Regions from separate parts of the Homo sapiens genome. Here all the other regions are linked to region 1. Evidence: chromatin loops called from intact Hi-C (ENCODE). Cell type or tissue: GM12878. All regions are shown on one strand. Region 1 overlaps ARHGAP24 (Rho GTPase activating protein 24). Region 2 overlaps ARHGAP24 (Rho GTPase activating protein 24). Region 3 overlaps ARHGAP24 (Rho GTPase activating protein 24). Region 4 overlaps ARHGAP24 (Rho GTPase activating protein 24).

The links. Hi-C counts contacts between places; a loop is a spot of excess contacts. Peaks named below come from ENCODE experiments on the same cell type or tissue, not always from the same donor. Only the 100,000 strongest peaks of a DNase experiment are listed, where the experiment ranks them.
Region 2: a loop joins it to region 1, with 3 times the contacts of the local background. A loop is called at or near these places in 2 of 110 quality-filtered maps.
Region 3: a loop joins it to region 1, with 2.9 times the contacts of the local background. A loop is called at or near these places in 6 of 110 quality-filtered maps.
Region 4: a loop joins it to region 1, with 3 times the contacts of the local background. A loop is called at or near these places in 2 of 110 quality-filtered maps.

The regions. Positions count from the first base shown.
Region 1 is chr4:85,553,338-85,561,337 of GRCh38, forward strand. All of the region lies in intron 1 of ARHGAP24 (Rho GTPase activating protein 24), which reads left to right. Among named protein-coding and RNA genes, the nearest start is that of ARHGAP24, 82 kb to the left of the region's middle. RefSeq lists enhancers at 1,877-1,926, 3,979-4,378. In GM12878, no CTCF peak of the experiment used is centred here; DNase peaks (open chromatin) are centred at 2,034, 3,163 and 4,134; H3K27ac peaks cover 1,631 bases.
Region 2 is chr4:85,697,666-85,705,665 of GRCh38, forward strand. All of the region lies in intron 2 of ARHGAP24 (Rho GTPase activating protein 24), which reads left to right. Among named protein-coding and RNA genes, the nearest start is that of MIR4451, 21 kb to the right of the region's middle. In GM12878, no CTCF peak of the experiment used is centred here; a DNase peak (open chromatin) is centred at 4,496; H3K27ac peaks cover 1,046 bases.
Region 3 is chr4:85,744,428-85,752,427 of GRCh38, forward strand. All of the region lies in intron 3 of ARHGAP24 (Rho GTPase activating protein 24), which reads left to right. Among named protein-coding and RNA genes, the nearest start is that of MIR4451, 26 kb to the left of the region's middle. In GM12878, a CTCF peak has its summit at 3,668 (motif pointing left); no DNase peak of the experiment used is centred here; H3K27me3 peaks cover 157 bases.
Region 4 is chr4:85,605,726-85,613,725 of GRCh38, forward strand. All of the region lies in intron 2 of ARHGAP24 (Rho GTPase activating protein 24), which reads left to right. Among named protein-coding and RNA genes, the nearest start is that of MIR4451, 110 kb to the right of the region's middle. RefSeq lists an enhancer at 4,976-5,035. In GM12878, no CTCF peak of the experiment used is centred here; DNase peaks (open chromatin) are centred at 2,136 and 4,936; H3K27ac peaks cover 207 bases.

The DNA.
Region 1 (8,000 bases):
TATTTGGCCCCACCCACATCCTGCTGATTTGTCCATTTTACAGAGAGCTGATTGGTCCATTTTACATAGTGCTGATTGGTCCGTTTTACAGAGTGCTGATTGGTCTGTTTTACAGAGTGCTGATTGGTGCATTTACAAACCTTTAGCTAGACACAGAGCGCTGATTGGTGCATTTACAATCCTTTAGCTAGATAGAAAAGTTCTCCAAGTCCCCTACCGGATTAGCTAGACACAGAGCACTGATTGGTGCATTTACAAACCTTTAGCTAGACACAGAGCACTGATTGGTGAATTTACAATCCTTTGGCTAGACAGAAAAGTGGTCCAAGTCCCCAGCCGACCCAGAAGCCCAGCTGGCTTCACCTCTCAATTGCATGTGAGATGAGTCTCTAGAAGACAGCATACCATTGGGTCTTGCTTCTTTATCCAGCTTGCTACTCTGTGCCTTTTAATTGGTGCCATTGAGCCCATTTACATCCAGCATTAATATTGGTATGTGGAGATTTGATCCTGTCATGGTGTTGGTAAATGGTTATTATGTAGACTTGTTTTTGTGGTTGTCTTATATTCTCAGTGGTCAGTTTACTTAAGTGTGTTTTTGTAGTGGTGCATAACATTCTTTCTTGTCCATATTTAGCACTCCTTACAGAACCTTTTGTAAGGCATGTCCAGGGTTAATGGATTCCATCACCATTTGCTTGTCTTACTTCTCCTTTGCTTATGATGCTTAGTTTGGCTAGATATAAAATTATTGGTTGCAAATTCTTTTCTTTAAAAATGCTGAATATAAGCCTTCAATCTCTTCTGGTTTGTGGAGTTTCCGCTGAAAGGTTTGCTGTTAGTTTGATGGGTTTCACTTTTTAGGTCACCTATGCCTTCTCTCTAGCTGCCTTTAACATTTTTTCTTTCATTTTGACCTGGGAGACTCTGATGATTCTGTATCTTGAGGATGGTCTTCTTGTGTAATATCTCATAGAAATTCTCTGCATTTCCTGATTTTGAACATTGGCATCTCTAGCGAGGTTAAGGAAGTTTTCATGGATAATATCTTAAAATATGTTTTCCAAATTGCCTGTTATCTCCTCATATCTTTCAAGGACACTGGTGAATTATAGATTTGGTCTCTTTACATAATCCCATATTTCTCGTTTTTATTCTTTATTTTTTATTTTTGTTCAAGTTAGTTTAGAGAACCAGTCTTTGAGCTGTGAGATTTTTCCTCAGCTTGATTTATTCTGCTGTTAATGCTTGTGATTGCATTATGAAATTATTGTAGTGTGTTTTTCAGCTCTATCAGATCAGTTTGGTTCTTTTTATTTTTATTATTATTATTTTTTCTTCTTAGATGGAGTCTCACTCTGTCACCCAGGCTGGAGTGTTTGTAGTGCAGTGGTGCTATCTTGGCCCACTGCAAGCTCCACCTCCCGGGTTCACGCCATTCTCCTGCCTCAGCCTCCTGAGTAGCTGGGACTACAGGTGCCCGCTATCACGCCCAGCTGATTTTTTTTTTTTTTTTGTATTTTTAGTAGAGATGGGGTTTCACTGTGTTAGCCAGGATGTTCTCAATCTCCTGACCTCGTGATCTGCCCACCTCAGCCTCCCAAAGTGTTGGGATTACAGGCATGAGCCACCGCACCCAGCCAGTTCTTTCTTATAGTGGCTATTTCATCTAACTGCTCCTGTATCATATTTTATTGTAATCCTTAGAATTCTTGGATTGGGTTTTGACTTTCTCCTGAATCTTGATGCTCTTCGTTCCTATCCATATTCTGATTTGTATTTCTTTCATTTCAGTCTTTTCATCCTGGTTAAGAATTCCTGCTGTGAAACTAGTGCAGTTGTTGAGGAAATCAGACACTCTGGCTTTTTGAGTTGCCAGAGTTCTTGTGCTGGTTCTTTCTCATCTGTGTGGGGTGATTCAATGCAGCTGCCACACCCCACCATGTGCTTTAGTTTGAGTACAGTCAGTTGACTTCTTTTCAGGATGTTTTTGGAGGGTTGAGGCTTTGTGCAGGAACTTTATTTGTGGCTGAGTTCTTGTCCTTGGTTTCACAGTGTGGGCAGAAGGTGGCCTATATTAGCAAAGTATTTTTGTTGTTGAAGTTTGGGTTGTGATCAAGTAGGTGGTGCTTAAGCATAATGACCAGTAGGTAGGCTCTTGCTTAGTCACTTCACTGCTTTGTATTTCCTCATGACTGCGATATGCTCCCTCTCTGTGCTCTAAGAGTGTGGAATCCTCTCCCACTCAAGTCCTGGCTATAGCTCTTGGCTTGGCACTTCTTGGCTGCACACTGCAGCCCTGGGTGAGCTCAGGCTTTATGTTCCTTTCTAGCTGGGAGGCAGCAGGAGAAGGGACCTTGCCATGGGTAGGGACATGTGGAAGAGGGCCTTTCACTTGTCTCTCAGGTTTCCATATCAGAAAATGGCAGAGCCACTCCCAGTTGGGGCTATCAGCCTGGGGTGGGGTGGCTGCATTGTGGACTCAAGCCAGGGGGCCCTGCATATTGATGAGCAGAGAGGCCAGGTGGCTCATGGGGGGAAACTGACTGGCTTCTTCTTTTTAGGACAGCAGTGGCTGTCCTAAAGGAGGTGTGGTTAAATCACTGAGAGTCTTTGCTCCTTTTCCAGTCTGAGGGCAGCAAGGACAGTACCACTGCAATGGCAGTGGCAGAGGGGCTTTTGGTTGCCTCTGGAAGCTTCATCTCAAGAGAAACACAGAGCAACTGCTACTGGGAATGTTCAGCTGGTGGGTGGGGGTGACTGCAACTGCTGGCCCAAGCTTGGGGCCCGACTGGGTGAAGAGTGGGGGTTTGAGGGCTCACAGAGAGGAGAGCCTGAGCTTCTCTCTATATAATAACTGTGGTGTGCTAGAAGTATGAGTAAAACCCTCAGGTTCTTTATTTCTTCCCCAGACTGAGGGCATCAGGTACAGAGAGGCTGTTGGTTGCCTCTGGGATCACCTCCCCAGGGAAACACAAAGCCATTAGCAATGGGAATTCTCAGTTGCGGGTGGAGGAGCTCTTCAGTGATCTTGAGGCAAGACCCCTGCCTGGTGAAGAGTGGGGTGTGGGAGCTCGCTGGAAAGAGACTGGGCTCCTCTCCATATGATAGCTGCAGCTTGCTGGAGGTTTCAGCATAGCAACCAGGCCCTTTGTTCCTTCCCCAGCCCGAGGACAGTCAGGGCAGTACTGCTGCAACTGCAATGTCATACATGCTCTGGGTTGTCTCTGGGGTTTCCTCCTCAGAGAAATGCAGAGCCACCACTGACTAAAGTGTTCAGGTGGGGGCAGGTTAATCATATTGGGGGCCCAGGTCAACAGGCACTGCCGAGTGAAGGGTAGGGGAGGTGGGGACGCATGTGGAAAACAGTCTGGCTGCTTTTCTGTAAGGTGGCTGCACTGTGCTGGGCATCTCCATAGGTCTCCAACCACTCCACTCCCTCCTGAGCCTGAGGGCAATAGGAGCAAGGGCTGCAGGACAGCAAAAATGGTGCCCTGCCTCCCTCTAGGAGCTCTATCCCAGGAAAGTGTAGAGCTGCTACCATTCTGAGAGCCCAGGAGGGGGTCACTAAAGTCCCAGGTTTGGAGGCCCTGCCCAGTGAGCAGTAGCAGAGGTGGAGACCTATGTGGAACACAGTCTTGTCCCTTTTCCATAAGGCAGCTCTGCCGGGGGTCTGGGAGAGTCCCGAGTCACTGCACACCCTCTGGAGCCTGAGAGCAACAGGAGGGTGGGTTGCAGAGAAACAAAAATGGCAGGCTACCTCTCCCTCTGGGAGCTCTGTCCCAGGGAATTGCAGAGCTGCTCCCTGCCCAAGAACTCAGGTGGGGCTGGGGTGGCCTCACCAGCACCCCAGGCCAATGGGCCTTATCCTGCAAGGTGCAGTGGAGGCATGGCTTGCAGTCCATCACTGCTCAGCTGTGGATTTGGTTCCTTTCCTGCAGGCATGTGAGGGAGGCTGACCTTCCCCATTGCTGGACCTGCAGCCACTGGTGCCAGGGTGCCTGAGGATCCAAGGCTCCCAGGACTCCATGTGTGCTTGAGCAGGGCTCTGCCCAGACTCCCACGTAGTTCTCTGTGTTGGTCTGGAGGCCGCAGCAGGGGAGTTTGCGGGGATTTCCTGAGCAGAAGTGGTAGAAGTGTGGGTCCCTGAGGACTCTCACTTACTCACTGTTTCCCCAGTGTGGTGACTCCCCTGGCTCTGGGCCACTCCAGGTGGGCAGTTTTCCTGTCTCACTCTTCTCTGTTCTCTGTGGGTCATGCTGTTTCCCTGATGAATCCCAATGTGTTCACCTGGATGTTCCGGTTGAAGAGCTAGTGTCAACCCACCACTCTTTATTCTCTCCGTGAAAGCAGTGCACACTGGCTGCTGCTAGTCAGCCATCTTGGCCTCCATGTAGAAATATTTCTGTAATCATTTCCTAGCTTCCAGGTATCCTGGCATTTTCCCTGTGGATCTCCCAATTCCTCTGGTCACAGAAGACTACATATTCTTAGTGATGTCTTTTGATGAGCACATATTTTTTATCTTTAATGAAGTGTACATTATAATTTTTATGCTATTACTTTATCCTTTCTAAGTGAATCATTCCCTTTCCTCAGGTTACAAATGTATTTGGGTTCTCTCTCCATTCCTCTCTCACACCAGCTTGTCTCTGCATAGCGTCATTTTACAAATGGCTTTGCTAAAAGGGAAGATGAATGCCGCCAACCTCAGATGCTCATCCTTTCAGTGTCTTCCCTATCCTAAGGGAAGACTCTACTTGGCACTGTCTGAGTCACATGTCCATTTCCTGGGCCAGTCACTGTTGCTAGGGAGCTCAGGTTCTATGAGCAACTAAGTTCAAGCCCATCCCTTTAGCAAAGGGATGGTGGCATCAACGAGAAAAACATGGGATGAGGGAGAGGGGAGTCCTCAGAGACAGGCTCTTGGATACTTCAAATAACATATGTGCCACCAAACTTCTTAATTTTAAAAAATTATGTTTTATGTAGAAGATTTATTTCTCTTTCTCTAAACTGCTAATTAAATGTATTCAGGTGCAGTAAAGCTACATTTCTGTTTAGCATATCTAAAACTAAAGTGTGAAATAATCAGATATTTTGAAGTGCTAAAATATGTTCAAATTATATGTGAATAGCAGTACTTCATCAAAGATCACAGTTTAACACATCAAAGTCTACCATAATATGAATGATGCTATTATTTTCACTTTGACAAAAGTTTTTCCCTACCTTCCTCAGATTCTAAAAAAAAAAAAGTTGTGTTGTCCATACCTCCATATAAGAAACCACTGGGAGAGCAACTGTGGTTTAGTGATTAGCACAAGATTTATATACTTAGAAAGCCTAATCATTTTGCTAGGCTTTAGAGCAAGCCTGACGATGTTCCACCCACAGGATTAATTGACAAAAATGAGTGGTCCTTATTGGAAATCATTAAGTACCTCGGGGTTTTCATTTGAAGGAGAAAATTGGAGAGTTCATTGTAGACAAATGACTATCTCCATCAAAGTTACCCACTTGTAAAATATTTTCTTTGAAGTGTAGTTGAATAAATAGCTGGCCCCACTGAGGGGCTTGAAATGATAATGCAATCAACAACATTTGATTCTCCTAGGTCAGACTCACTAAAGGAACCTGATATTAAAAGTAGTGTTTCAGGAAAGCTTTCATCTTAGCTTAAAAATTATAGACATCAGGGAAAGTGCTGGAGGGGCTCTATAAATTATAGGCACAGCAGTTATTTCCCCATAATGAGGAAAGGACCCAGCTGACTTTCTCAGTGTCATACGGGCTTCAGCTTTCCTCTCTCAATTCTCTCTGCTATGTGCATAAAGCTCTCCTTCATTACTGCCATTGCTCTCCCATCCCTTGGGTATTATAATCCTATTACTTTTCAGATTTAGGTGTGGAAAACCTCTTAAAAATTAATAAATGAGTTCATTTTAATTGACAAATAAACATTATATACATTGGTCATGTACAACATCATGTTTGGAAATACACATACATTCTGGAATGGCTAAATTGAACAAATTAACATAAACATTACCTCACATCCTTATTTTTTGTGATGAGAACACTTGAGATCTACTCTTAGCAATGTTTAAGAACACAATACATTGTTATAGTCATGTTATACAATAGACCTCTTGAACATTTTCCTCCTGTCTAATTGGCATTTTGTATATTTGGACCAACATCTTCAGAAGCCTTCTGGGCCTCCCCAAATTTCTTTTCTTTGTGACAGTTTTTCAAAACAAAATCATATTAATAAACTATGGGTGAGGGAGTGGAGTACACACAAAAGCTTAAAAATTGAGATGTTTATAACATCATGTTTCTGATCCTATTTTGAGGGGTCTAGTCACAGATTCAATTAATAAATATAAAATAAGAGACATCCAACTTCTTTTCATCTTCCCTGCTTCAGGCTTGTTTTCTTTGTTTCTCTGTGGCCATATGATGAAATGATAGTTGCCGTCTTCACTTTCCATTAAAATAAGTTGAATTTCTCATCTTTTCCCGTTTCAGATGCCATTGCTTTTGGAAAAGCACTGGAGTTTCTATTTGATATTTAAGGGATATCTTCAGTTCTTAGTTTGTCTACAGAATTGAATTAGCAAAGAGTCTTTCTTACCTTTCCATATATGATTGGTTGGTTGTGACTGCCTAGAGTACTGGATTGAGATGGCATCTGGGGGTGAACACAGGTGATTAATTAATAATGTCTGCCTTGGGCTTCACAAGCAGCAGTTCTTTCTTAATCCCAATCAATGGTAAAGTATATGTTTTGATTTGATTTTTGTTTCTACTCAGGTTATCAGCATGGGGAATTCCAGTGGTTGTCTTTTTTATTTGTCCTTCAGATATCACTGTGGTGGTGAAGGGCAGTTCTAAGTATATATTAAAGTATTATACATATATTAAAATTAATATATATAATTTTCTCTCTAGTTGAATTAAAGCCATCTTAAGAGGGAAAAGATTCTCTCTACAATGTATGAGGCATTAAGTAGACAACAAAAGCTAAATTCTTAGGAGAAATTTCCTTTTTTATGGTTCATTTCAGTAAGTCATTTTGATTTCTTAGCAAATGAATACGGAAACGTTGAAGCTTAAAATATAATATGGAGATTGATGTTCCTGATCCATCCCAATATACACATCATTTTTTGCTATTGTCTATTCTGTGATGTTTTGAACAATTTAATCAAGCAACAGGATTTTGTAGTGTTTCTTCATGAAAATAACTGTACGTAAGTTCCCCCAGGTATGCCCTTCTGGTGACTATTTTTGACTTTATATTCGTGGCTGTTGTGCTTCATTTAATTCCCATTGTTCTTTTCATGGTTATACTTTTCATTTTCAAGAAGAAATGTTTATTTTTAACTCAAATCATGATTAAGAGTAGCATCCAGTGAGACAAATGGCAATCCACTTGGTTCAATCATTTTTGAAGTTCAGTTTAGCTTTAAGCCACTAAATTTGGGTTAGGTTTAAAAGAGAGAATTGGTCATGATGTCCTTGCATTTGTGTCTAGTAACAACGGCAAATGTTTTATGATTTTTGTACAGTACTCAGGATCTTTGAGGGCTTTGGTGTCAATTTTAATGTAGACCCCAAAGACTGACTGAAACACAAAGATGGATTGAAGCATTCATTCACTTATTCATCAGTTTGCCATTTATTTAACAATTATTTGAGCATTCACTATATTCTAGTTCATCTGATGGGTTCCAGGGAGTCTATTGTGGTGTAGAACACTGAGAAGTAATAAAAACAAGGTCTACATGTGATAAGGGTCATGTCCAGGATGGTATCATGCAAGGGGAACTTTCAGAGCGGGGTGGTGGTGGCACCAGGGAAGCCTTTGTAGAAGACCTGAAGGATAAATAGAAGTTAACCATGATGTCCAGGCAGTGGGAAAACCACAGGTGAAAGTCCTAAGCCCTTCCAGCTACTTTAAGAAATCCAATTGCTTCCCATAAACATATTTA
Region 2 (8,000 bases), 140 kb after region 1:
GGGCTGTTTCTGAGGAAAAAAGTGAAGAAGGTAGAGGCTGAACTTTTAGGAATCAGAACACACTTGGAAGGACACTCCAGGTTAAGTGATGAGCATAAGAAAAACTCAGGAAGTGGAAACGGATGTTTCTGTGTGAGGTGGAGGAAGGGAGACAGGCAGGAAAGGGAAGCCTGCCTTGACCAGAGGTGAAGGGAGGTGTCAGAGAGTCATTAAAATTAAAGTTAGGGGCACCCAATTTGAAAAAGCTACAAAAACTTCATAGAAATACTGAGTCCATTTTCATTTCATGTTCATTGTTTAATCTTGAAATATTTTCTTAGGCAAACATATACTATTATTTGTAAAGCAAGATTAAGCAAGAAGTGTGTATTTGAGGGGAGTGTGGGAGAGGAAGGGAGAAGTGGGAAGGAAGACTAGCCAGCAGTATCTACTTACACAAGCACCCACTAAAACTTTGTTAAGGCTTTGTCCATTGTGACAATGTATGACAAAATTAAATTAGTTCAGGTATACAGATATTTCAACATTGTTATCAGTTTGGAGCTTGGCTTCTTACCAGAGCAGCTTCATTTTTAGTCATTTGATGGACTGCTGGACCCATGGAAGGTTGGCAGGGTTTCTGTGACTGTCTGCCTGGGGAGGAAAGAGTGGGAGCTGGGGGACTAAGTGTAAGTAAACTCTGCAAGTGTATCTATAGAATATAGAAAGTGGGCAGATCCAGAAATTCTTCAGAGAGATCATTAACATGATTTTGTGGGATTCTTTGAATGTTAAATGCCTCAACATTTGGGAGGCACTATAAATTGTATTTGAACATGGAACTTCTCTATATAACATCCTTCCTGGCTTCATAGGCTCACATTTGTAAAGTTTCAACACTTAACATTGTAGTGGTCTGTTAATCTCTTCCTGCTGCCTTAGCAAAATATCATAGACCAGGTGGCTCAAACAACAGACATTTATTTTCTCACAGTTCTGGAAGCTAAAAGTCTGAAACCAGGGCGCCAACATGGTTGGGTTCTGGCGAGGGCTTCTTCCTGGCTTCCACATAGCACGTTCATAGTTTGTCCTCCCATGACAAAGAGCGACCTAGCAAGGACACTCTTTGATATAGTTTGGATATTTGTCCTCACCCAAATCTCATGTTAAGTTGTAACCCCAATGCTGGAGGTGGGGCTGGGCAGGAAGTGTTTGAGTCATGAGGGTAGGTCCCTCATAGCCGGTGCTGTCTTTGTGATAGTGAGTTCTCCTGTGACCTGGTCATTGAAATGTGTGTGGTACCACCACCCCCCACTTGCTCCTCCTTTGACCATGTCACCATGACATCCCTTATGACCTCATCTAAAAACCTCCTAAAGACCCCATCTCTAATTACCATTACTTTGGGGATTAGGACTTCAACATATGAATTCTGGGGAGACACAAATATTCAGCCCATAAGTGGATATTTTTGGTTGCATCCTTGTCCCATCTATTCTTTGCTTTTTCCCTTACAAACATGATCCTATGATGGATATAGAGAAAGATTTGAATCAGAGACTACAGCAGTATATGTCATTTTATTCTTGGCACCTCCTTGTTAATCTTCTTCCTAGATATGCAGAAGGAAATCAAACTGATGAGTGTCCATTAAAAATTTCATTTTTCAAACTGGACAGTGGCTCACACCTGTAATCCCAACACTGTGGGAGGCTGAGGTGGAAAAATCACTTGAGCCCAGGCGTTTGAGACCAGCCTGGTCAACATAGTGATATCCTGTCTCTACAAAAAATAATTTTTCAAAAAAGTTAGCCAGATGTGGTGGTGCCTGCCTGTAGTCCCAGCTAGTTGGGAGGCTGATGTGGGAGGATCACTTGAACCTGGGAGGTTGAGGCTGCAGTGAGCTATGATCATGCCACTGCACTCCAGCCTGGGCAACAGAGCAAGACCCTGTCTCAATTTTTTTTTTTTAATTTACTTTTCAGAGAGATATCCTTACCACCCTATTTAAAACTGTTAACCAACACCCTCCCCACCCCGCTATAACTCCTGACTTCACTTTCTCTACTGTTTTTTCTTTTCTGAACAGTCATTATCATCTTCTAAGGTAGTACATAATGTATTCATTTTGTGTATTGTTTATTGTCTGTCTCCCATTAAGTATACGATCCACTAGGACTGAGATCTTTATTTTGTTCACTGATGTATCCAAAGTACCTAGAATAGTGCCTGGCCCATAGTAGGCATTTAATATATATTGTTGAGTGAATAAAAGAACAGCTACAAAGTTATCTATAGAAAAATATTACATTTATCCATTAAAAATTAATAATATTAAGGAAACACTATGTTACACAAGCTGGATTGAGATTTTAAACCTCATACTTAGCAATGATTTTTACTTTCCTGAGGAGATCACACAGTAGAGGTAATAAGTGACCAGTACATCTGTTTTGAAGATAGAGCTGAGCCGGGCATGGTGCCTCACACCTGTAATCCCAGCAGTTTGGGAGGCAGAGGTGGGTGAATCACCTGAGGTCAGGAGTTTGAGATCAGCCTGGCCAACATGGTGAAACCCCATCTCTACTAAAAATATAAAAATTAGCCAGGTGTAAGGATGGGTGCCTGTAATCCCAGCTACTGGGGAGGCTGAGGCAGGTAGAATTGCTTGAACCCGGGAGGTGGAAGTTGCAGTGAGCCAAGATCATGCCACTGCACACCTGCCTGGGGGAAAGAGTGAGATTCTGTCTAAAAAAAAAAAAATAAATAAATAAAGAAGAAGAAGAAAATGGAGCCAACAGGAGTTGCTAATGCAGCTGACGTGGTGCAAAAGAGGAAAGTCAAACGTAACTTCAAGATTTTTGGCTGAATACCCTGAAAGACAAAATTGCCATCAATGGAGATAGGAAGGATTACAGGGGAAGCCAGCTGATGGGTGGTGGTAATGGTGGTTGGGGAGGTGGTGGTTAAAGAGCTTAGTTCTGTTTGTGGTCACTTAATGTTGTGTGTTAGATATCCAAGTAGAGAAAGAGCAGTATATATGAATAACAAATCAAGGTTAGAAGTCTGAGCTTGAAACGTGAACTTATACTGACTCCACTAAAAAGACTCTTTTATTATGAAGAGTTTGATGTAAAGTAGACATGGTGAATGTAAGATATCACTAGAGAAAAAAATGGAAAATCACTCTATTTTTGAAATTTATCTGGTATATTTTCCTTTATATAGTATCTTCCAGCAGGCAAAACAAAAATAAAATATCTCTCTTTGTTTGTTTCACACTGTTGTATTTTTTATGTAGACATAATTTCCAATATTTATTCCTTGAGAAATCCTTCCCCTTGGAAATTCATGAATTAAGATGATCTGGAATTGGAAGAAATATTTCATTATAAGAAATAAAGTGAATAACTTTTGGGTATTTCATTAGTCTCTCTGTCATTATAATTACAGAATTTTTAAAGAAAAGGTTTATAGGAAAGGAGATGTGATAGTAACCACTTGCTATTATCTCTCCCTCCATCAGCTACTTATATTTCTTCTTGCGTATGGCCACACTAGACATAAAACACATTTTATCTTCCTAATCACATTATCGATTTATTATATTCCTTGCCTCATAGCCTTTTGTTTTGTTTTAATCTTTTATTTCAATAATTTTTGCGTACAGGCAGGTTTTGGTTACATGGGTAAGTTCTTTAGTGGTGATTTCTGAGATTTTAGTGCACCCATCACCTGAGCGCTGTACACTGCACCCAATATATCTTCTTTTTTCCCTCACCCATCTCCCAACATTTCCCACCCTGAGTACCCAATATCATCTTGTTTTGTTTTTGTTATCAATTTTGCTGTTTGCATCTTTTCAAAAAAACTGTACCGTATGCATCTTAAGATGGCAATTATTTTACAGTGATTGCATCCTACTGTAAAATAAATACATCAATCAATGAAGAATTTGGGACAGCTGTCACAAATACAAAAGCCTGTCCTTACATTTCATGTCTTATCTGGTCAGATTTTGGTTGACTGAATTTTTTTCTTTTTACAATTCAGAATTGTCTGGGTGGTCCTGACAGATGTTCAAGAACCCAGTAAACTCTTACATTAGCACAAAGTATAGAGTTAGTGACATCAAGATTCATATATAGATATGTGTGTACTATGTGTGTTTGTATAATACAATAGAGGCTCCAGCTTAATGGAAACATATGGTAAATGGATTTAATAAAAATTCTTTTTTGAATGCTGATTATCCAAACCATCTGCAATGTGGTCAGATCACACTTCCTTCATGTCTTGCCTGAGAGAACAAAATAACCAGAGATTTGGACTCAGTTCCTGAGTCTAAGGAAGACTGTCCAAAAGTCCATCAACCCATGGTACATATTTTTCTTCTGAAAGGTTGTTTCATCTCTACTCCATTCCTATCAGCCTATGAATGTGTGTCTCTCTTTTTCCTTTCTCTCTAGTTATAAGATATATGTATATAATATATACACCCACACATGTAATAAAGCTTCTCTCTTTATGACTCTAGCATATGTAAATATATAGACAAAGGAAGAGTAGTAACTTGAAAGGGGAAGTACATTCTGTTATGTTTTGGTGAAAACGCAGAACAAAATACAGAAGCCAAACAAGTTTTCAAAAAATCTCTACTTTTCTTCTTCTGCCTAGAGAAACAGATGTACATTGTATTTATACAGATGCAACTTTCTTAAAATTAGAATAATGCATACCTTAAAATGATTGTTTTAGGTTATTTATTAGCAGCATAGCAAACAAATATCAACTTAATTAATAATTAACATTTTTGACAGCTATTTTATAAAATTTATTTCTTAAAAGTGTTTTTGAAATCTTTTCATATACATTAACATATATTCATATTTTATAGGCTCTAAAGTATTATAAGATACATTATTGAAACACAATAAAAAATTAGTCCCTTCAATTTGATAAACTTTTTTACACAAATTGTCAATAAGTTATTCAATGAAATACAAGAAACAAAAGTATAAATGTTGTCTTCTGTTTTGCATTCGTTCGCCCTGGGGTTTGTGAGTTTTGATGTCCTGTAATGAGGTTGTTTGCAGAATATATTACTAGATTGTCAAGATTTAAATGCATGTTTAATTTACAGCATCATTTGTACTCAGTTTTGAATATTTCACTTCAGCTTTCATTATTGCATAAACAGAAATTTTAACTTGTTATAAGTGACCCATGAAGGGGTCTGAGAAATACAAAATATACTCAAAACAGTGACAGGGAAGGCTCTTTGTGGCCAGCTGTGATGGACAGAGAAAGGCAAAGGTGGAGGTCAGAAGTGAGACCCCCACCGAGAAGCATGTGAAAGGAGAATTTACTTGTGGGAAAGAATAGAGAAGAGAAAAATGAATATAAAAGAAACTAAGGATCCTACCAAGATTATGACTAAAACAACTGGGTCATTGTTGATAAAAATGAGGCTATGAAAGAAGTAGATTTTATCCTTTAAGGCAGTGGAAATAGAATAATTAAAAGTTGCCTGGTCACCAAGACCATAGACTTGTAAGAAATTCATTCACGTGTTTTTTATTCATTTAGTCAGCTTCCCATTCTACAAATATTTTTAGTACGTGTCATGTGAAAGGCACTACTGTTTTCTCTGCATTGAGTGTGGTAGATGTTCAGGGTAGATGAGATGAGATGACAGATGGTCCTAGACACCCAGTAAGGATGAAGTACTGTTTTACGTTGACTTGGCTGGCAGCAGTGGGCAACCCTCTTCTATGTTCTGAATGTTTGTAGTTAGTGTCCCCTACTTCATTAACACATCAAAATACCCCCAAGATAATGAAATTAGAAGGTGGGAACTTGGGGGAGTTGATGACATCATGAGGGTAGTGCCCTCAAGAATGAGATTTGTGCCCTTATAAAAGAGGCCCCAGAGAGATCCTTGCCTCTTCTGCCATGTGAGGTTACAGCAAAAACACTGACATCTAGAAAGCTGACCCTGATTAGACACCAAATCTGCTGGCACCTTGATATTGAACTTCTCAACCTCCAGAACTGTGAGAAAGACATTTATCCTTTTTATAAGTCATTCAGTCTGTGGTAGGCTGTTATAGCAGCCCAAACAGACTAAGGCACTCTCCAACACCCCAGAGCATCAACAACACTACATTTTTAAAGTCAGGTTTATTGAGGTATAATTTACATAGAGTTATGTAATCACCACCACAATCAAACTATAGAACAGTTATGCTACCCCCAAAAAAATCCCCAATGCCCCTTTGCAGTCATCCGCTCCCCCACCCTCAGCCCCTGGCAATGACTGGTATATTTTCTGTCCCTGAAGTTTTATCTTTGCCAGAAAGTTATATTATGCAATCTATAGCATGTAACCTTTGAGCCTGTCATCTTTCATTGAACGTAATGCACCTGAAATTCTTGCGTGCTGTTGTGTGTTATCAGTAGCTCCTTACTTTTCACTGCAGAGTAGTATTCAATTCAATTGTATGCATATATACAGTTTTTTTTTGTCCAGTTAGTTGCTGAAAAATATTTAGGTTGTACCCCATTTGTCAGATTTATTAGTAGATCCACTATGTACATTTGCATACAGGTTTTTAATACTGCACTTTAATATATCTTCTTTCTATCATTGTAGCTTCCAGCCTTTTAGTCAAAGAAACCATTTCTTCCTCAACTTTTCTAAAAATGCTTATGAGAATGTGTTGAAGTCTTGGCATCAAACCCCTTATTTATGAGTTAAAATTTATTGACCACCATGAGAAAATTATCTTATAAGATAGTTTTGGAATGGAGGCCATCAAAAAATAAGAAAAAATATGGTAGTGATAGGAGAAGTTGGGCAGTATCTAAATGTAACTTTTGCCAAAGTACCTTCATGAAGTACTGAATGTATTTTCCATTTACTGGATATAAGACGATGTGCTGTGACCTGTGGAGGGATTAAAAACTATGATACTCAGTTCTTTGTCTTCATTTATTTAAAAATATTTTTAACAACTTAGTAATAAGTGGCATCATATGGCATATATTTCTCTTTGTTAATTACAAAGGAAACTCCGAGGACAGGTTCTACATTTCATTTTTGTTAACTTATATTTTGTTCTTTGTTTTTAAGTACTATGTCCTCAGTACCGTATCTGGCATATAGTAGGGCTTATTAAAGATTTTTGAATGTATAAGCAACCAGATAGAATTTTTTTAATGAAAAGTAAGAAAACATCATAAGGTACTTTGATTGACCAAGGGTCAATAAGTTTTAAAAGTTTGGAGTGGATAAATCTAAGTAGAATGGAATCACTTAGGAAAGTAGAAAAGATGAGAGTTTCCTTTAGATTTTGTTGCTTTTTATGATTGATATACCTATTCTTCACATTTAAACCATAGTTCAGTTAATGTGAGACCAAATCAAATGTAAGACATACCATCATTTTAGGTATTACTAAGAATAATAACACACTATAATTTGAATTATGATCTACCATTGTCTATAAGATGTATCCCAAATTAAAAAATATAAAATGAGAAAATGCAAATTATAAAATTAATGAAATATGAGATTTTTACCAAGTTTATATAGGATATATTTAAAAATTATTTATAAAGTATTAAAATTTACACATATGACAGATACTATATTTTAAATTTTAATTTTTTGACTCTAACAAGAAAATTTAACAAAATATACGAATATACATGTACAAATAAGACATATACATATTGAAGTTCAATAATTACTTGAATGAATATAATATGACTTGCATGCATGTAAATATTCACGTGGGAAGTGACTACACACTCACTGTGAGCAACAACCATGTAATCAGAACACCTGTAGAGATAGCAACATTTTAGAACCTTTTGATTGAATTCCATTATGTAGATAGGGAAGGTTATAGTCCAGCATTTTTAGAAATGACCATTTTTTCGTGTGCTTACCACATGCAGGCATCGTGTTCAGCTATCAACGGTCATATGAGTTAATTGCTAGTGTTATCTGTATT
Region 3 (8,000 bases), 190 kb after region 1:
GGCCCAAGTCACAAAATAAATGAATAGAATTTCTTAAATGAGAGCAAAAAATTAGTACTCTTGGAGCACAAATTCAAGGAGAATGGATCTTTAGCATATTGGTTGTTAAATGCTACCCCAGTGTTTAAGGAGAGAGAAAAGACACACAGAGAGATAAAGAGAGGTTGAGCTGGGAAGCAGATGACTGAGGTCTCTCCTAAACCCTCCATCCTCCACCCTCCACGCGTTAGAGGCAAACCAAGAAGTTACTTGTAGCTGTGACATTCCTGACTGACAGGACTCCAGAACAACTTGTAACAAAAGAGACTTGAATCATCTTTCATATTGGTTTGGGATATTTTTTCATTATGTATTGCTGCTTTTTAAAATGGTTATTTAGTCTTTTAAAAATATATCTTTCCCCATGCATGCCATTTGTTTGTTAAGTCCTTATTTCAGAGAATTCTTAAAGGTAGTCCAATCATTAGAGGGAATTAGCCAGGCGGTACAGAATATCATATGCCAGCCTCCACTAAACAGCTAGACAAGTCTAAATGTGCCCTCCATTTTCAGAAGCCTTCTTTAATCCAGTCTCAATGCTCTCCACTATTAATTCCAAACAATGTTTAAATATGAGTGTGAGGTTAAAGCAAGGTGCTTTCATCCTTAAAGTGGTTGTCATTGTCAGATATGAGTAAATTTGTGCCCAGGAAAACGTGAAAAGGAGAGAAGCTTATAAATTTAACCAGCGGCCGGGAATGGTGACTCATGCCTATAATCCCAGTACTTCAAGAGGCCGTGGCAGGAGAAACACTTAAGACCAGGAATTTGAGACAAGCCTGGGCAAGATGGCGAGAGACCCCAGTAACTACTAATATATACCGTAGTATATATATAATATATAGTAGTATATGTATATATACATATATACATATATATGTATTATAGAGTATATGTATTATATTGTATACATACATGTGCATATATAATATATATAGTAGTATATATACATATATATAATATATATATACACATATGCTGGGCATGGTGCTGTGCACCTGTGGTTCTCAGTTACTCAGGAGTCTGAGGCAAGAGGATCCCTTCACTCCAGGAGTTCAAGGCTTCAATGAGCTGTGCTTACACAACTGTACTCCACCCTGAGTGACAGAGTGACACCTTATCTCTTAAAAAAAAAAAACTATAAGAAAATAAAATCAACAAGTACATCCTGTGTACCTACTTGCATACTACACAGTATGAAAGACATAAAAAGTGAATAAAACATAGTCCTTGAACTTGTGAATAATCTCATAATAATCTAATGGGCTACAGATTACCAAACTAAGTGTAATACATAGAAGAATGTTCTTCATGCTAAATAAAGTCCTGGAGAAGTTTGTTGGAGGGAAAATTTCTATTACGTGGCAAGAATCTATAAGTTTCCAAGTTCTGCAGATTATTCTAATGCCTAGCCTGGCTCTGCAGCATGATGCTAGGTACTATGATTCCAAAACCCAGTGCCTTCCCCTGTAGCCTGACAGTCCAGTGGACTAAGAAAATAGGCATGCCAGCAATTGAACACATTTACTGTTAAAGGCAATTTGATGTAAGTTAAAGTCAAGTCGGGGTAGGTTTTTATTTGTTTTGTTTTGTTCTCATATAATTCTATAGATTTCCTAGGAGTCGTGAAGGAGGAAGTAGTGAACACAGTAATATAGATACCTGCTTTTTTCACTGTGTACTTTTCCCAAGTGGGAAAGAAAGGGCAAGCTAGGGAATTGGGGCTAAATTCCTCCTTAGCGATATGATGCCCAGTTTCCAGGAATGGATAGGCAGGGCTGGGAATCTGCTTCCTTGTTAAGAATCATTTAGTGTTGCAAATATTAAAATTGTGCTATGCAGCCCTCCTTCTTTTGAGTATCTGACTGATTCTTCATGACTTCTTCATTTTCTATTTTTCTACAAACTTATCCATCCTGTAAGCCCAGCTCCTCTACCAGCAAACCTCAAAATAACCAACTCCAAAATACTTAATTTCAAGAGAAGCATTTTTTCTTATACTAGTTCTTGTGTTTGTTGTATTTCCTTTGTATGATTTCATTTTTTTTTAACATTCATGTCATACCCTAACCTCTATTGTGATGTCCTTGGAGGCAGGGGCTATATTTTGTGCCTGCATGTATCTTTTAACCACACGCCTGAACAGGAGAGGCACTCAGGTTGTTTGATTGGCTTGTTTGTTTTGTTGTGTTTTGTTTTTTTTAGATGGAGTCTCACACTGTCACCCAGGCTGGAGTGCAGTTGTGCGATCTCGGCTCACTACAACCTTCACCTCCCAGGTTCAAGTGATTCTTCTTGCCTCAGCCTCCCAAGTAGCTGGGATTACAGGTGCCTGCCACCATGCCTGGCTAATTTTTTTTGTATTTTTAGTAGAGACGGGGTTTCACTATGTTGGGCAGGATGGTCTCGATCTCCTGACCTCGTGATCTGCCCGCCTCAGCCTCCCAAAGTGCTGGGATTTCAGGAGTGAGCCACCGCACCCAGCCTGATTGGCCTGTTTTAATGGGAAACCATTAATACAGGACTTCAGGGATCTTATTTGTATATAACTAAACCATGGCTGGGACATCACTGCCAGTCAGTACAAATGCATATGAGAGTAGCTGCTTCTTTCTTTTAAAACCATTATAAACAGCACTAGAAACATTTTCTCCTACTTTTCAGGAAATGCCTGGAGCAACATGAGCAAAGCTAACTTTTAAAATAAGCTCTTTCATTTTTTGCTTTTTAAATCTCCTATCATCAGTTTACGTTTCACTTATGTTTTAAAATGTGATCATATTAAAATATCTTTAGAGTAGAAAGTATCTTGTATAGCTTTTGAAAAAAATCCTTTTTTGGGAGGTAATCTTGTTAGATATCTTTTGTATTTTATTTAGCAAAAAAAAGCACTAAGCACAAATAAAAACAAAATTGAACCGCCTACAATATGGCATTAAAATAGCTGAAAATTGAGGCCGGGGGCGGTGGCTCACACCTGTAATCCCAGCACTTTGGGAGGCCGAGGTGGGCGGATCACGAGGTCAGGAGATCGAGACCATCCTGGCTAACGCGGTGAAACCCCGTCTCTACTAAAAATACAAAAAATTAGCCGGGCGTAGTGGCGGGCGCCTGTAGTCCCAGCTACTCGGGAGGCTGAGGCAGGAGAATGGCGTGAACCCGGGAAGCGGAGCTTGCAGTGAGCCGAGATTGTGCCACTGCACTCCAGCCTGGGCTACAGAGCTAGACTCTGTCTAAAACAAAAACAAACAAACAAACAAACAAGCAAAAGCTGAAAATTGAATATCTGCTCTTTACATTTAGATTCTGAAATAGAATAATTTGTAATTTTTTAAAATATATTTTAAAATCATTAAGGACAGAACCTAAATCATCAGGACAGAACATTTTATAAAAATGGTGCTGTGAATAAGTAAAGAAGATTTGGAGGGGACAATGTTTTAAAATTTTGTGAGTGACTTTAAAAATAAGAGCGACAAACCAGGTATCCTTTAAAACCAATTAGACTTTTAACCTAGCAGCTTATATCTGTTCATGCCTAGATTGTTTGGCTGTGTGGAAGTAGTTTCTTAGTTGACAGATACAAAATACACAGCAATACTGCCCTCTACAGGTTCCCTGTAAGGCAGGCACTTGTCTTGCAAGTTTTTAAAAGAACCCTAACCTAGAGGAAAGACTTCAAGTGCTTTTGGCTTTGATGTCTTTAACACCAGTGAGCAACCTGGCCATCCCCTACCTCTATGCATGTTGACCACCTACTCCAAACAAATTACACAATCCTCCTTGTTTCTCCGAGCATATGGTATTAATAGCTCTTAAAAGATTTTTACTCTGAGGTCCAGTAGAAATCCGTAACTCCCTTTCTCATACATATGCCATGCTGGGGTTAAGAAAATATTCTGATAGGCCAGAAAGATAGTTAAATATACAAAATCTGGTGAATTTGTTCAAGATTGAAAGCAGTGATACTGCTTTATAGTCACATCTTTTATTTGTAGTACAGAAAGTAATTGTAGATTAAACTCAGTTGTTCCTGATAACAAAAACTTAAACTTAGAAAGAATATATGATCCAGACAAAATTAACAGCCAAGTATTTGGACGTTTAAATAAAATGGGAGTATTTTTAAATTGTGGATATATGAGAGACACAGTAAGAAACTGATATATGATGCAATATATGCAAACTTTGAAAAAAGATTTACATAAAAATAAAAATGCCAAGAGAAAGAAATATGTTTTATCTCCCAAGTATGATGCAGAAAGACAGTATTTCCTGTGCATAAGAGCAAAATTAGAATGGGTTCAAGTCTCAGTGTTGTTCTATACTGTGGAACTTTGGCAGGTACTCAAAGAAAACTTGCCACAAAGCCTCAGGATCAGCCTGAACACTTTACTTGACAGTCTCTGACACAGTGTTTCTCTCCGGCTCTTGTCCTCATGTATCCTGGCACATCTGCATCATTCCTGTTTCTTGTCAGGCTGTCTCTCCCTCAACGTGGCAGAATACGGTCACCAACAACTCTAAAGATGTTACACCTCTAGTCATACAGGCATACCGGATGGCTTTTTCTTAGCTCTTACCCCAAATTTCTGGGAACAGGACTCCAGCCCAACATGAAATTGAGCATGAAGTGCTCTATTGTGACTAATCAGCTATGGCATCAGGATAGGGACTTGCAGAAGACACACAAATCTAATATGTTGTCTTTTTCTCATTTGCCGAAGGTAGATTCTAGGAATTCCTTCAACTCTTGCTCTACAAGCAGTCTCCAGTTTACTAAGCTTTACATTCAAATAGTTGCTTCTTAGTTGTTGATTGGAATTCAGAAAACATTTCCTGTGCCAACTATGTTATTCCATATTGTTATGTCCTTAGAAGAGTCTCACTCCATTGCGAACAAACAAAAATTTTAAAAAGCTAGACTTCTATATGTCTGAAAAATTATTACCAGTTGATATAGGAGTCATAGAAACCACCCACCAAAGATTTTTCAGGACTGCTCTATTCTCAGACAATCTTGTCGGATTGTCAAACTAGGCATGCCTCTTTATTGTTTGAAAACTACAACCCCCACAGATACAGTTTTTTGTTATTGTTGTTGTTGTTTGTTTTGTTTTTTGAGATGGAGTTTCACTCTTGTTGCCCAGGCTGGAGTGCAGTGGTGCAGTCTTGGCCCACTGCAACCTCCCAGGTTCAAGTGATTCTCCTGCCTCAGCCCCCTGAGTAGCTGGGATTACAGGCACCTGCCACCACGCCTGGCTAATTTTTTGTATTTTTAGTAGGGACAGGATTTCCCCATGTTGGTCAGGCTGGTCTTGAACTCCTGACCTCAGGTGATTCACCCACCTCAGCCTCCCAAAGTGCTGGGATTACAGGCGTGAGCCACCGTGCCTGGCCTCCACAAATATAGTTTTAACCATAGGTTGTAGTGTTAGTTTTAAAGAACAGTGAGTTCAGAGTTTCCTCTCTGTGGTCTCAGCAGCAGCAGCAGCAGCGGCAGCAGCAGCAACCCTCTCTCAGTCATGCATCCATCCATGACTGCATGCAGACAGACATCCATCCACCTGCCCCTCACGTACTGTGCCTGGCACTGTTCTAGACTCCAGGGAGACACTATTAAACATGATGAAATGTCAGCTGTTCTGGAACTTGTTTTTTGGTAGGAGAAAATTTAAAAATAAGCAAATATATAAATAATCGTCAGTTAATGTATAAGTGTCAGTTAGTGATAAGTGCTATGTTTTTCTTTAAGTAAAATAAATCAGGGAGTTGTGATATGGAGTGATTTGGGAGTCTATTTGGATAGTGAGATCAGAGATTTCTAAATATCTATTCAGCAGCTATGGTTCTATAGCCAGGACAAGGGGCTCCAGCAGGGAGCATTAGGAACCCAGGAGACTGGGAGGGTCAAGATGACTTGTTATCTTGCCCCATGACAGATACTTCTTAATCCCAGAGTGGCTCCATCTCACCCTTTTTCTAGAGCCCAGGGGATTAACATGACTCTTTTCATTCCTTTTTTTTTTTTTTTTTTTTTTTTTTTTTTGAGACAGTCTTGCTCTGTTACCCAGGCTGGAGTGCAATGGCACAATCTCAGCTCACTGCAACCTCTGCCTCCCCGGCTCAAGCAATTCTCTTGCCTCAGCTTCCCGAGTAGCTGGGATTACAGGTACGCACCACCTCGCCCAGCTAATGTTTGGATTTTTTGTAGAGACGGCATTTCACCATGTTGCCCAGGCTGGTCTTGAATTCCTGACCCATCAGGTGATCCACCCACCTCAGCCTCCCAAAGTGCGGGGATTACAGATGTGAGCCACTAGGCCTGGCACCATTCATTCCTTTCTATCTTTAGTCATTGTTTCTTCCACTAAAAAATGTTCCTCTTCCCTGTTTCACTGCGGGGCAGAAGTCTCAGAGATCTCTCTTCTCTTCTACACAGTTTTGTTGCAGGTATCAAAGAGTGTTTTCTTTGCCTTTCATAATAATTTTTAGAATACTACACAAAGAATAAAAGAAAAAATTAAATGCCACAAAAGAATACACATAAAAATAAGTTTTTCCTGAGTTACAGCCTTCAAATCATCAATCTCTCTGCCCAGATTTATAGACATATATGTGTGTGCACATTATTTATGTGTTTATTTATAAATCAATATGATTCACATATAAGCATTCACTTGTCAATTTATAGAATATATTGTTCTTGTTATGTATCTTGTTTTTCATTTAATTGATTTTAGATATCTTTTTATATCAGCAAATATAAATTTACTTATTCTTTTTAATAGCTGCATAGTATTCCATTGCATGGGTGCAGAATATTTAGATTTTTTTAATCCAGCTCTTAATAGGTATTTAGGCATTATGCAGTCTTTGTTGTTAGAAAAAAACCTGCAATATCTTATAAATGTATGTTGACATGCTAGCTGACTCAAATATTATGAGTGTGTGTATTAAATTTATATATTAGGATGGCCATAAGAAATTCTGGGGTTTATAGGCCAAAATCAGTCAAAAATTGGCAATGTTATATGGTTTAACCTAAGATACATTGCCAAATGTTTTTCCAAAGCTCTCAGCCCAATTTTGTTTGTTTGTTTGTTTTTAATTTCTAACAGCTGTTGAAACAGACAAGTAAATGTCTTGGATGCTAAGCTCTGCTGGATAAAATGAGAAAACAGTGTGGATTGTAAACACTACAAAAGCATGGTTTCCTGTTAACTAGATCCACATTTCCCTTCAGGATTGTTCCCAGGAAACTGCCTTCCCAATCCCTCAAGTTTGGATGAAAGCACCATTATAGGAATTAGGTAGTTGAAAAGGGGAGAGGAAGAAATATGGACCTGGACTCCCAGTGGGCTCTAGAATGACATTAGGTAAATCATTTAACCTCTCCAGTTTGATTCAAATAATGAATACAGATACTACCTTAAAAAATACATGAGACAATGCCTATGGCACTGCCTAGCACAGTATTAAGCACTGAATTCTAGCTTGAATAAATCAAACTTCCCTCCCTCTCCCTTCCTCCCTTGCTGCTGTGCTCTGAATATTCAAACTATGGAGATGTGGCAAGGAAGAGTGTGCCACTCCTCGCCACATAGCCATACAAGCATTAACATGCATCTGGAACCATTTCTGCCCTGAAGATAGAAGCACTGAGCCACTTCAGTCATCTAACAGGTGCTCACTCTGCCTTACAGGTGAGTGGTATGGGGAGTGTCCTCAAAGTCTGGCATCTGGATAAACTGTAATTCAGGCCCATTCGGTGTGTGCAGTTACTGGGGAGCCCAGTGAATAAGTACAGTTTGTCTCAGTGTTACCATCTGCCATTTGCAAAACATTCTGTGCCCACCAGGAAGCATCCCTTCCCTTTTTCAAAATCTTCACTCAGAACATGTCACCAGAGAGAACCCCACAACTCCATGAAGCACACATTCTTGCATCAGTGTGAGTTA
Region 4 (8,000 bases), 52 kb after region 1:
GTTTATAGATTTTTTCTGTTCAATGTGATTACATATAGGAGATTTAAGTTTTCTTCTGTGTGTTTTTCTGTGCATTTCTCAATTTCTACAAAGAATATGTGTTGTTTAGCAACAACAAAAAAGTACATCTCAGTCTGAAAAGGTTACAGGGAACAATAGGGTTGGAGGTGTGTTCAGTAATCAGCGTTTATGGAGATTGTGATGAATTCCTGCAAGAATTATACTTATTTATGGTAGCTGACCTTTTCTGATTCTCTTTGGAACCCCCTCAGGAACCATCTTCATCTCCCTTCTTCCCACTGGAGTTATTTCAAAGACTTTCAGCAAGTGGAAAATTACAACATTTATGTCATGGGTGGTATTCTCAGTTATTCAGATTCAGATGCAAAAAAATGTTTTGAATACCTACTATGTGCCAAACACCTTATGAAATATCTTCAGTCTTTGGGGCATCAGACCTCAAAGGGGCATTTAGGATTTCCATAGATAAAGGAAAAGATAGGCCAGGCCGGGCGCGGTGGCTCACGCCTGTAATCCCAGCACTTTGGAAGGCCAAGGCGGGCAGATCATGAGGTCATGAGATCGAGACCATCCTGGCTAACACAGCGAAACCCTGTCTCTACTAAAATACAAAAAAATTGACTGGGCGTGGTTGCGGGTGCCTGTAGTCCCAGCTACTCGGGAGGCTGAGGCAGGAGAATGGCGTGAACTCAGGATGGGGAGCTTGTAGTGAGCCGAGATCGGGCCACTGCACTCCAGCCTGGGCGACAGAGCGAGACTCCATTTCAAAAAAAAAAAAGGAAAAGAAAAAGGATAAGATAAAGATTTTTTAAGATCGAAGTATAGTCTAGAATCTACTACCAATTAGCTTTGTAACTTACTTGAACAAGTTACACTCTTCTGAGCCCTTATATTTACTCATTTATTCAATATTTATTCATTCAGCAAATATTGGGTAAGTATGAACTAACTGACAGGCACTATTCCAAGCCCCAGGGATAGACCAGTGAACAACTCAAAGTCACTCTTCTCACTGTAGTCAAGTGAGACTGACATTATATAAATACATAAATGTGTAATGTTCTAGATAGAGTTAAGTGCTATGGTGAAAACTTAAACCAGCAAGGGAATAAGAAAGGCTGGAGCCAGGGAAGAAAATAATTGCTGCTTTATGAAGAATTGCCAGAGAAAGACTGATCAGATGACATTTAAGAAAAGACTTGAAGAGTTTGAGAGACAATAATAATACAGACCTTACTTCCTTCATGGATTGCTAGAACTTTATGAAAGGGCTTTGCAAATGTGGAAGGGTATCTGCAGTTCTCTCAAGTTTGATTTGTCTTTGGTGAGAGAGGGCCTGAGTTTACTTCCCTCTATCTAAGGACATTCTCCCTTTGGAGATGGAGTAGATGTTATCTATAGAAACACATGGATGAGAATAATAGAGTCTGTATCAGGGCCAGAATGGTCAGATGATTTCCATTCTGCCTAAACTGAATTAATGAGATATAGAGATCAACATTCGCTATAGAGAGCTATGTATTCTGCATCAAATGTCCTTTAAGTTTCTTTTATTTTAGCCACAAAGATTTTCCAAAATACCAAGGATCGTCAAAAAGAAAGAAAGAGAGAGAGAGGGAGGGAGGGAGGAACGGAGGGAGGAAGGGAGAGAGAGAAAGAGAGAAAGAGAGAAAAAGAGAGAAAGAGAAAGAAAACCACAATCTTACACTTCACTGGTATCAGGTCACCAGTTGTCACTAAAAAAATATCATGCAGGAATCATCTCCGTACCCCTTCCCTAATATCATTAATACATTTCATTCATTTGAATCTGTCCCAGATATTTCTCTGTGCATTTAGCTATATTCACATATATCACAGCCACTCTGGGATGAATTTTAAATCATAAAGAAGGAAATGTTTCTGAAAACTGTCAAGCATTATTTTCTTTTCTTTTCTTTTTTTTTTTTTTAAGAAACTTGGCACGGCGTAGCTATGGCTCCAACACCTGGGCTAAATGAGGAAGTATCAAAAATACTTCCTCATTTAGCCCAGGTGTTGGAGCCATAGCTACGCCGTGCCAACTTTCTCAGGGTTTAGCCCCTTGGTCTTGGGCTTTCCCTCAGGTGTTGATGGGGCTCAAGTGAGACAGAATATGAAAGTGCATGATGCCTGGTGCTGGCTGCAGACCAACGAAAATCTCTGGGCCTTGGTGTTTATACAGGTGTGCCTCTAACTGTCTGTGGGTCTGCAGTTATAAAACAGAAGCCACAAAATGTGCCAGAGGTAGGGGAAAGCTAAGGAGCGAATGAAAATTTCTAAACTCTTTAAAGATTTCTTCTATTTAAGAGCCTTCTTTGTCTTTAACATAAATTCTAATATGTTGTTTATAATGAATGAGCAGAAAGTGTCTTATTCAAGTGTATGCTCAAAAATATGAATTGAATTGAAAAAGGCAGAAAAGAGAGAAAAGAGGAAAAGAATAAAACAGGGAGAGGAGACTGTTGTAATATATAAGACTTTCAGACATAAATACGGTATGCTAATATGGAATTTTTTTAAGGATGCCAATTACCTAATGCATCTCTATTTTTGTCAATAAAGGCAACAAGTTGAATGTTACCTGTTAGGGCAACCAGCCAAACAGTTTCCATGCTGACCACTACTTCTTTGTGGTCCACTGACATTATAAATATAGCCTAGTCTCTGTGAGACTTTATTGTATTTATTATTTACATATAAACATAAACAATAGTGTTCATCTCTGTGGCCCTGTGCTTCATATAGTACCTGGTTGATAGTACTCAATGTTTTTTTGTTTGGTTGTTTTTTTTTTTTTTTTTTTTTTTTTGAGACAGAGACTTGCTCTGTCGCCAGGCTGGAGTACAATGGCATGATCTCAGCTCACTGCAACCTCCACCTTCCTAGTTCAAGCAATTCCCCTGCCTCAGCCTCCTGAGTAGCAGGGATTATAGGTGCGTGCCACCCTGCCCAGCTAATTTTTTTGTATTTTTAGTAGATACGGGGTTTCACCATGTTGGCCAGACTGGTCTCGAACTCCTGACCTCAGGCAATCTGCACGCCTCAGCCTCCCAAAGTGTTGGGATTACAGGCATAAGCCACCATGCCCAGCCAGTACTCAATGTTTTTAAATATGAATTTATTAATATAATTAAACCCGAGGACTTTCTTTAGTTAGAGAGATAGCACAGGCTGCTTAGGTTTGAATCCTGGCTCTCTACCTACTCCCTGTGTGACCTTCAACTTCTTAGCCTTTTTGTGACTCTGATTCCTCATCTGTAAAACAAGAGTAAGAGTATTACCTCCAGCAAAGGATGGTTGTGATGATTCAATACATTATGTTTCTAAAATGCTTAGTATCTAGTAAAGTGCTAGGATAAATTTGCTATTATTTAATAAGGATTGAATAAATATGCTCTGAAATGGGACCCCTATAAAATTATCTATTTTGCTAAATGTAAACTGAACAATAGAAATAGAATATATGGGGTATTGCCATCAACTGAATTTTCTCTTCATTGAGAAATTAGTGAACATCATTAGCCAGGAGGAGCAATAGTGTTGTTTCCGTTTTATTCTGGAATGTATGCCTCCATTACACTGTCCTCGTCCAATTGATCCTCCTTTATGTACCCCCAGAATATTCTGGAATAAGAGTATTACTCTGTTTCAGAACTGAGTTTTTATCACTGCTTTTGAAAATGTTTCAAGTTCACTATCAGTTGAGTAATTACTGATTTTTAAGACAATTTTATTTTCCTTTAATATGTTTTGCATAATACATATAAAATTTTTATTAATTAATCTGGAATGACTTCAGTTGTTTTCTAACACAAGGGCTTCTTTGTTTTTTGTGCCTTCTCTGCTCTTCCCATTATCACAATTGGGAAGGCAACTCCATGCATTCCTTCATGACTAAGTTAGATTTTTTTACAGTTTTAGATCATTTTTAATTGACACATAATAATTGCACATATTAATGGGACACAGTGTGATGTCTTAATGGATATATACATTGTATAATGATTAAATCAGCAGGGTATCTTGCATATCCATCATGTCAAGCATTTATCATTTCTTTGTTGTAAAAATATTCAAAATTCTTTCTCATAGTTACTTTGAAATATATGATGAAATACTTTGATGACCTGAAAAAGAGATCCTTCATTGCTTAGCATTATGGCACTTCCAGTTTAAATGCTATTAAACTGCACCTCATTAGATTACCCTATTTTTAACTATTGTACAACTGATATTTCTAGATTATGTGATGATTGGGCATAAGACAATTTAATGAACTTGTTTATTTGTGTCAGGTCCCTGAGGGTGTAGACTAAGTCTGAGCCAACTTCTTATTGCTCAGGTCTAGCAGAGCGTTTGGCATTAGTATGTTGAAATGAAGAGGTAATGTAGAATACCATGGTATGAAGCACATATTCCTTAGGAAGCACCCTTGGGAAGCGGAGGCAGGCGGATCACGAGGTCAGGAGATTGAGACCATCCTGGCTAACACGGTGAAACCTTGTCTCTACTAAAAATCCAAAAAAATTAGCCAGGTGTGGTGGCGGACACCTGTAGTCCCAGCTACTTGGGAGGCTGAGGCGGGAGAATGGCGTGAACCTGGGAGGTGGAGCTTTCAGTGAGCCGAGATCCTGCCACTGCACTCCAGCCTGGGCCACAGAGTGAGGAGTGAGACTCCATCTACAAAAAAAAAAAAAAAAAAAAAAAAAAAAAAAGAAAGCACCCTTATTGAGCCAGATGAATACATTTTAATAGATTTGACTCAGAATCACCAACAGAAATAGACAAAATGCAAAGGGTCTGAAATGGGTGAAGCTGAGTTGAAACTATATCAGAAATTATCTCAAGGTGGTTTCTAGCGTCGTGGGGAAAAAGTGTCACACTGATTTCTGACTTGTGGTGGTTTTTGCTACCATGGTGAACAAGTGTTTCCAGTTTCAAAAGTCTTGTGTTTGCTAGTAACTCACAAAGTTTCCATTCACATTCACCAATAGCCTTTTACTGTCTCTTCATTGTCTTTCCAGGCCTCCTACAGTAGTGCCTCAATTTTGGTGGCTCTTACATTTTTACTTGAAGAGTTAGGCTGCATATTGAAGTAAGTTAGATCTGGATTTGTCGAGGCTCTTGGTGTGGTTTTCTACAGATATGAAAGAAATAAAGAAAAACTGCCTTTTGGTATCAATTTATTCATCTAAAAATCATGATCATAATAGAAGAGAGGATGTTTATTGTTAAAGAAAATTGGAAATAGGAAAACATGAATCCATTTTGAAAAAGAGCCTGATTTCATGGTAAATAATAAAAAATAAGTTTTATTAGGATTTTTATCTTAAAAACATAGAGTTATACACATAACTATTTCATCTAATATGAAACAAGTTATAATTGCAGCTATGTGCTACTGCTACATGTGAAACTGGGAAGCATCTTGGAAGGGGGCCTAATGTTATAGTTTAGTGGATAAGTGAATATTTTATATTATAAAAAAACCTTTGCTTCCTAATGTGACCTGGTAAATGTAGGGAGTTGAACAATAAACTTCCAAATAAATAGACTAACCTAAAGTTATTGTGTGGATAAACTAATATGCATGGAACACCTTTGTCATAGTGTTGGATAAATGACAGTCACTGCATAATATTAAAGCATGTATCTCCACTAGATCCCATGACAATTATCCACTTAAGAAAAATGACAGCTTTAAAAAAGTGTCTGAATTTTTTAGGGATTTAGAAATTGTGTTTAGCACTTTCTTTTTTAAAAAATTTTCAGCTTATGGAAAAGTTTGGATTTATTAGTCAATACTACAAAAATCACTAACTCTTTACCTGCACTGTCCGACAGTAGTCCCTGTCCTCACCACTTCCCCTCTGTCCATGAACCCGATCCCTTCCTTTCATGAGGCAAATGATTCAGGTACATAAGCCTGTGTTAGAAAATGTGGAGAAAGACTGGAAATTAAGATGATCCTTTGAGTCTATGGCAAATGTCTGATGAAAATATGTACTGCTTGCTTGTTGAAACTTGATGGACTAGGCAAGAAAAATGTGAGTACATCTTGTTTTCAAACTCTAACCTGTCTTTCTGTGGCAAACAAGTTGTTTCCTTCTTCATTCAGATATTTAATTATAATCCCCTACTTGACCTGTGCTTTTCTCCAGGTTCTGTATAGTACCAGTGGGTATGTTGTAATTGACTGCATGCACTGGCAAGGAATCCTTTAAAAATAACTGGTGCAAATAATTAGGGTAATATTTCTTCTTTGGTGGCTAGTCAGGCAAAGATGTGGATAAATTGGGTTCTCTTTCATTACATTACACACACACACACACACACACACACACACACACACACAGACCAGTGTATAGCTGCCGGGCGCGGTGGCTCATGCCTGTAATCCCAGCACTTTGGGAGGCCGAGGCGGGTGGATCACAAAGTCAGGAGATTGAGACCAACCTGGCTAACATGGTGAAACCCCGTCTCTACTAAAAATACAAAAATTAGCTGGGCGTGGTGGTGGGCGCCTGTAGTCCCAGCTACTCGGGAGGCTGAGGCAGGAGAATGGCGTGAACCTAGGAGTTCACTGCAGAGCTGGCAGTGAGCCGAGTGCACTCCACTCGGCGTGGAGTGAGCCTCACTGCACTCCAGCCTGGGCAACAGAGCAAGACTCTGTTTCAAAAAAAAAAGACCAATGTATAGCAAAAGCATCCAAGTAGCAAAATGCGTAATTTCATATTTAAATATTATCTTATTCTTCACCCATGAATAAATAATCTAAAGCTGTATACTAAAAGGAATGCTTTTTATTCATTTCTATTTAATATTATTTTTAGTTTTAATTATGAAATGTTTCAAAAACTCAGAAGAATAAACCATTTTAGAAGATATTTAGAGGATACCCATATACCCACCACTCACATTTAATGAATTAACATTTTGCCATATTTTTTCATACAGTATTTTTGTAAAGAAAGAAAATGTTACAGATACACAGATAACAGCTAAAGCCCTATCCTTTCCATTCCTTTTTTTTTTTTTTTTTTTTTTGTGGCAATCTCGCTGTGTCGTCACCCAGGCTGCTGGTGCAGTGGCACAATCATGGCTCACTGCAGCCACAACCTCCTGGACTCAAGCAATTCACCCACCTCAGCCTTCTGAGTAGCTGCGACCACAGATACACTACCACACCCAGCTAATTTTTGTATTTTTTTGTAGAAGCAGGGTTTCGCCATGTTGCCCAGGCTGGTCTTGAACTCCTGGGCTCAAGCAATCTGCCCATCTCAACCTCCCAAAGTGCTGGGATTACATGTGTGAGCCACCGCACTCAGTCTCCCTTCCTTTTTAAGTTACAGTTTACTATCCTGAAGTTGGTGTGTGCAAATGTATACCTTTGCACAGCTTTGCATATATGTATATCCATAAACAACACTAAGTTTATGTTTTAAAAGTTTAATAAATATCACAGTTTATGACTTCTTTTGTAGTTTGCTTTCATCACTCAGCATTATATTTCTGAATTTTATCCATGTTGATTAATTTAGGACGTACTTCGTTCATTTTAACTGCTATATAATATTCCATTGCATGAACCCTGTCCTGTTATAAAGGAAAGTCTTAAATTTATTAAATGCCTATTAGGTGTCAGACATTATAATACGTATATATACATATGTACATCATATATATGCTTTGATTTTTGCCTCCAGGTTATCCATTAATTTGATGTTTTGCTGACTGGCAAGGCTAAGAATGAGAAACAATTTTATTTTCCTGCACAGCAAAGCCCAACATTTCTGGGATCGCCATATGTCCTCTTAATTCTATTTGCAAACCAGTCAGTTCTTTGCTGAGTTTGTCCATTTTTTGGGGAATATTACCAAACACCTAGCAGAAACCTATTCACATTTTTAATATACTAGCCAGGAACCTGCTTGCCTAAGTTTACAAGTTTACTAAGT